Regions from separate parts of the Mus musculus genome. Here region 1 is linked to region 2. The links are chromatin loops, found by intact Hi-C in ENCODE. Cell type or tissue: heart. All regions are shown on one strand. Each heading gives the region's core, and the rest is flanking DNA. Links, peaks and the distances in the headings are about the cores only.

Region 1 (2,911 bases), core at 187-2,686, 120 kb before region 2:
ACTGCCGTGGCTCTTGGTCACACAGCAATACTGAAGACATCGTACATCCTGGTTGCACACCATGGAGACATCAATCTAGAACTGAGCAGCAAACTTCTAGCTTCCATGGTGCCAGGAGGCAGCAGGCAGGCCACTGTGGAAGAAATGACATCCAAGGTCTCATGCTGGACCCTGCATCTACAACACTGACCTTCTAAGTAAGATGCAGACTCTACTACAATAGCGTCGTGGCTATTTAGGGAGTAACAAACTGTTTTCTGGTTAGACTTGAGGCCTGCTCAGTCATTGGCTGAAACCATTGTTGAATTTTTGCTGCAGATGCTTAAAAACGCAGAGATCAATGCTCATCTTACAGGTTAGCTGTGGATTCTCAGTCACTGAACATATCCGGGTGACTCATGATCATATCAACCCATAAAGGAGATCCCCCTGACACTCAGAAGTAACCCTCATTGAAAAGGAACAAACTGTATGCCTTTAATCCCAGCACTTTGGAGGCAGAGGCAGTTGAATCTCTGTAAGTTCAAGGCTAGCCTGGTCTACAGAGTGAGTTTGAGGACAGCCAGGGATACACAGACAGCTTCCTGCCTCTGTCTGGGATTAAAAGCCTGTGCCACTATACAAGGTCCTAAGCTAATATGTTTTATTTCATACATACACATATATAGTTTTATTTTCTTCTTTTCTTTAGAAGACAGAACTAAAGTTCCAGGCTAGCCTGTGCCACATTGTGAGACCCTATCTAAAACAGACAAAACACATCAAATGAGATATATCAAGAAATGGACAGAGATACATTTCAGCCCATTCCTACAATGAGGCATTAACCTAATCTAGCATCAGCAAAGAAAAAATAAAAACAAAACAAAGCAAACAGATGTAGTGGTCAGTTCTTGTCAACTTGACACAATCCAGAGTCAAACGGGAAGGACAAACCTCAATTGAGAAAATGCCTCCATTGGATTGGTCTGTGTGCAAGTCAGCAGGACATCTTCTTGATTATAACTGACGTGGGCGATGCCAGCCCTGGGCACGTGGCCCTGAGTGGTATAAGAAAGCAGACTGAGCAAGCCATGGGGAGCAAGCCCTCAGCACTGTTTCTTCATGGCCTCTGCTTGAGTCTTCCCTCCAGCTTCCTGCCCTGCCCTCCCTCAGTGATGGACTATAAATGTAAGCTGAAAGAAACCCTTTCTTTCCCGAGTAGCTTTCGGTCAAGGTGCTTATCCCAGCAATAGAAAGCGCACCAGGACGCTGGATGAAAGCGCTGGGAGCTGAGAACCGTTCAGGAGAGGGGCCTGAGGAGGGCTGCTTTCTGAACGCACGTAACATAGAGTAATTTTTAAAAAGTTTTTATTTTTAACATTTTTATATTTATCTTGATGATTTAAAGAAGAGTTTTAAAATATTTTCTTTAAATTTTGTGGACGTCTTGACTGTGAGTTTTTGGATGTGAATGTAATTCCGCTGGGGGCCAGCAGAGGTCACTGGTTGGATGCGGGAACAACACAGTTGTCTATGCGAACACAACTCCTGTCTTCTGCCCGAGCAGCAATACTCTTAATCCCTGAACCGTCTCTCCAACTCCACGCAACGTAATTCTTAACTACATTGCATCTCATTTGGGAGTGAGACATTTCTACCTTGGCTTGAACACATAATCTCCATCTTCAGCCGTCCTCCCCAGTCCCCCCTCAGTCACCATCACATCTCCAGTCCTCCCCTGTTACCGCCAACCCTGTTTTAAAGACAGGTGCTTACACTGTCGCCACGGCTGGCCTAGAACTCACAGTTTCTCCTGCCTCTGCCTCTTGAGTGCTGGCATTAAAGTGTGCACCACTACACTGACCCTTGAAACTTGAGGCTTCAATCTCTTCACAGACCAAGGCAACACCTCCCTCCCTACTCTATCCATCCATGCATCGTAACAGGTTTCGTCCTCCATCTCAGGGAGAAAGGCTGTGTAATCACTGTTCTCAAAATCAGTGTCAGGAAACTAGCAGCAACGTGGAACAGGACAACGGCAGAGCTTTAGAAGCCAAGACTGCTCAGTTCCTGCCCATTCTCAGGACGAAGTATTTATCACCACCACATAGCAGTGAAACTACATGTTTCCTGAAATAAAACTCATGTATGGCCTCTTGTATGTACAGTCTGTCTGTGTGTGTGTGTGTGCGTGTGTGTGTGTGTGTGTGTATGCATGTGTATTAATGAGATGAGAGCAGAAGGGGGCCTATGTGGAAGAAGGAGAGGAGCCCAGACAAGGAACAGTAGTGGGTATACAACAAGATATGTGTCATATCTTGTTATACCAATGTCATCATGAAACCTATTGTTTGTGTGCCACTAAAAATAACAAGTAACAAAATAAATAAATAACTGGCCTAGTATGGTGGAGTGCACTTAAGTTCCTAATGATTAGCAGGCAGAAGAGTCAGGAGTTCAAGGCCAGCCTCTACTACGTGGCAAGTGAAGGTGAAGGTGAGCCTGTGGAGCAAGAGATCCTTTTTTTTTTTTTTCCTTAAACAAACAAGCAAAACCAAACAGCAGACAGGCAGACAGACAGACAGACAGACACACACACACACACACACACACATGATTTAATATTACAAAGTGTCTTTATCCACACATATCAAGGCTGTCTTGAGAACATTTTCTGTGATTAGTTCATAGAACCAGTGTCTTTAAGACCAAGGGTTTCATGCACCTGTCTTTAATATAGAGCATCTCCTACCTTGAAGCATTAACCTAAGTCATATGTACATATTTGTTTGTTTTTTGTTTTTCGAGACAGGGTTTCTCTGTAGTCTTGGCTGTCCTGGAACTCACTTTGTAGACCAGGCTGGCCTCGAACTCAGAAATCGGCTTACCTCTGCCTCCCAAGTGCTAGGATTAAAGGCGTGCGCCACCA
Region 2 (2,911 bases), core at 181-2,680:
GAGAGGAGGCTTGCCATGAGCTGAAGGCTGGCCTGGGACATGAAATAAAAATGCCTCAAACACAAGCAAACAAACCAAGCCACAAAAAGCCACCTCAAAAGCCAAGCAAGAAAAGACAAAACAAACTCTCCTTGCTATGCAGAGTCACTTGGAGGTGATTCAGACCCACCCGACCCTCATCTCCCTGTGGATCCTCGTTGGCAGTGTCCTGGGGGGGCTGCTCCTGCTTGCTCTCCTTGTCTTCTGCCTGTGGAAGGTAAGGCCAGCATCTTATTCTGTTGGAAAGAAAGGACAGGCTCTGTGTTAGTTAGGATGGGGCTAGGGGGCTGCCATGTTCAGCTCTCCTTGACTCTGTCCCACAAATGATGGTTGAATCAACCTAAGCCAAATAAAATAAATCTGAATCTCATTTTTGGAAACAGAACAGAAGCGAAGACCTCAGATAAGCGAGGGCTATTGGCAAGGCCCCCAGCCGGGACATCTGGCAATGACTGGTATCTTTTCCTCTATAGCTTGGCTTCTTTACCCGTAAGAAAATCCCCAAAGAAGAAGAAAGTGAGGAGAAGTTGGAGCAGTGACTGACTGACTGCAGGAGGCTCAGAAGCCCACTTTGGCAGCCTTTTCAAGAGACTCTGTATCCAAAGGAGGCTTGGAGGCTCAAAGGGGAAAAGATGCTGCCAGCATGTGTCTCCAGGCCTGCAGCCTGACTTGACTTTTGAGCCATGGCGATGCTTCTGGCAAGAGATGAAGCTTTGCCTTAGCTGAGAAGGGCTGGCACCAAAACACATAATATCCTCACCCTGTGCGTCCCCCTTCCCGACGGCTTCCACAGCTAGCACAGGTTCTTTGTTTTGGACCCTATCTTCCCCATTACCAGGAGTCAAATGATTTTGCTCCCGACTCTCCTTGCAGATTCCCTTTGTCCCCCTCTCAATTCCAAAAAGAAGGTTATCCTCCGCCCCGCCCCCCCCCCCCCCCCCCCGCACACGCGTACACACTCTCTCACCTTCCTGCCTGCTCCCCACTCCACAGGAGAGAGCTGACGTTGGCTTAAAAGAAGTAAAAGTCAACATCTGCTGCTTTCCCGTGGAGTCCTGTGATTCATAGATCTGGGTGGGGAGAGTCAACAGGAAAAAAGGAGGGAGGAGAAAAAGCCACAAGAGACATTCTGTACAATTCCAGGGCACAGAGAATCCTTCAGACCGGCAACTGCCAGCCGGCTGAAACCTGAGACTTCACAGTACTCCGCCCTCAGGTGCTAGGGAAACCCAGCTGCCCCCAGGCTCTCCGGGCTGAGGCATCCCAACCCTCATCCTTCTCTGGGAGCAAGGCCAGGACTTGATGCTAAAATTTCCGGAGCCAGAGGCCCCCAAGTGGTTCAAGCTGGGATAGCAGGGGAGCTTGGTGACAATTTTCTCCATTTACTCTTCGGGGCTTTCGTAACTGAAAGCTTCACGGTGGCAGGAAGAAGCCCTTTCACCGCACCAGGTTTGGGTAACAACAGCCCCCTGAGATAGATCCAAACAAGCGGGAATCTGCATCTGGGAGGAAGCCTACATGGTTGGCATCAGGTGTCTGGAGAGTAAGCACCTTCTTGCCCAGTGTTGGCGCTATAGCGGTGATAGCCTGGGAAGACCATTCTGAGACTCCTGTCATGTGCTGTAGGTGTCTCTGCTGCAGTGAGTTTTTCAGCCCTTTCTTGATCACCTTTTCTGGAAATTGCGTGTTGACTAAACCCTCTCCCTTTTGTCCTATGTTTTGGTTCATGGGTAAGTGTAATTCTCATAGTAACGGGGAAACTCGTTGTTTATTGTAATTAAGACTTTTGAACAGCAAAGACAGTTTCTGATCTCCATAGTTTAGCTCTGACAGAGGCCCTCTTAGACTGTGATGAGAGGAAATCTGATTGAGCAGTTGACCAGCAGCCAGAGAACCGGTCTTCCCAGGCTGTTCTGAGTCTGCTTGCAATGTTTATTTTGGTGTCTCTGGTCTTCTGCAGAGAGTCCCTCCTGGGGACTGTCATGGTGAGCAAATGGTCAGAACAAATAAAATCCAGTTATCAAATGACTTCTGGCTCTGTTTGAGTTTCCTGGGATATAGAGTGCCCATGGATAGTGTTTGCAGCATTTTAATACAGCAACATGGCTGCCCTGAAAAGGATCGCATCCAAAGACCTTCTAGATCCCTGTGATCTGGATGGAATACTGACATGCCTTACTCCCAGGAGACAGAGGCAAGCAGGTCTCTAAGTTCAAGGCTAGTCTAGTATAGAGTAAGTCCCAGGTAAAGAAAAGTTAAGATCCAGGCATGGTGGTACACACCTTTAATCCCAGCACTCGGCAGGCAGAGGATGCAGATCTCTGAGTTCTGTTTAGTCAAGTCAGTGAGTGCAGTTCATTTGAATTGGGAATCCAGTGAGTTGAGAGGCAGGTCAGTTTGTAGAATTCAGAGGTGGTTTTTGGTTGTTTGTTTGTTTGGTTGGTTGGTTGGTTGGTTTTTTTTCAAGACAGGGTTTCTCTGTATAGCCCTGGCTGTCCTGGAACTCACTCTGTAGACCAGGCTGGCCTGGAACTCAGAAATCCACCTGCCTCTGCCTCCCAAGTGCTGGGATTAAAGGCATGCACCACCACCACCCGGCCAGAGGTGGTTTTTTAAGGAACAGTTTTACAGGGACAGGTTGCAAAGAGAACACGGTAGTAGGCATTGGTGAAGACAGAACAGGCCAAAGAATGAGAAGGAACCAGAAGATTAGATTGCTAGAGTTAGTTTGAGGCCAAGTAGAGAAATTCATTGAGAAGCTAAGAGAAGTCCGATTAAAGCCGGGCGTGGTGGTGCACGCCTTTAATCCCAGCACTCGGGAGGCAGAGGCAGGCAGATTTCTGAGTTCGAGGCCAGCCTGGTCTACAAAGTG

Evidence for each region. Peaks named below come from ENCODE experiments on the same cell type or tissue, not always from the same donor. Only the 100,000 strongest peaks of a DNase experiment are listed, where the experiment ranks them.
Region 1: it touches region 2 in a loop (7-fold over the local background); 4 of 42 quality-filtered maps call a loop at or near these places.

What each region holds. Positions count from the first base shown.
Region 1 is chr3:96,546,082-96,548,992 of GRCm38, forward strand. No RefSeq gene overlaps it. Among named protein-coding and RNA genes, the nearest start is that of Txnip, 10 kb to the right of the region's middle. In heart, for the core only: a CTCF peak has its summit at 1,473 (motif pointing right); no DNase peak of the experiment used is centred there; H3K4me3 peaks cover 324 bases; H3K27ac peaks cover 303 bases.
Region 2 is chr3:96,662,453-96,665,363 of GRCm38, forward strand. Itga10 (integrin, alpha 10) reads left to right here. Exons shown (of 30, transcript NM_001302471.1): 29 at 143-256; 30 at 513-2,067. The coding sequence ends at 578. Among named protein-coding and RNA genes, the nearest start is that of Ankrd35, 6.2 kb to the right of the region's middle. In heart, for the core only: a CTCF peak has its summit at 1,383; a DNase peak (open chromatin) is centred at 1,319; H3K4me3 peaks cover 981 bases; H3K27ac peaks cover 622 bases.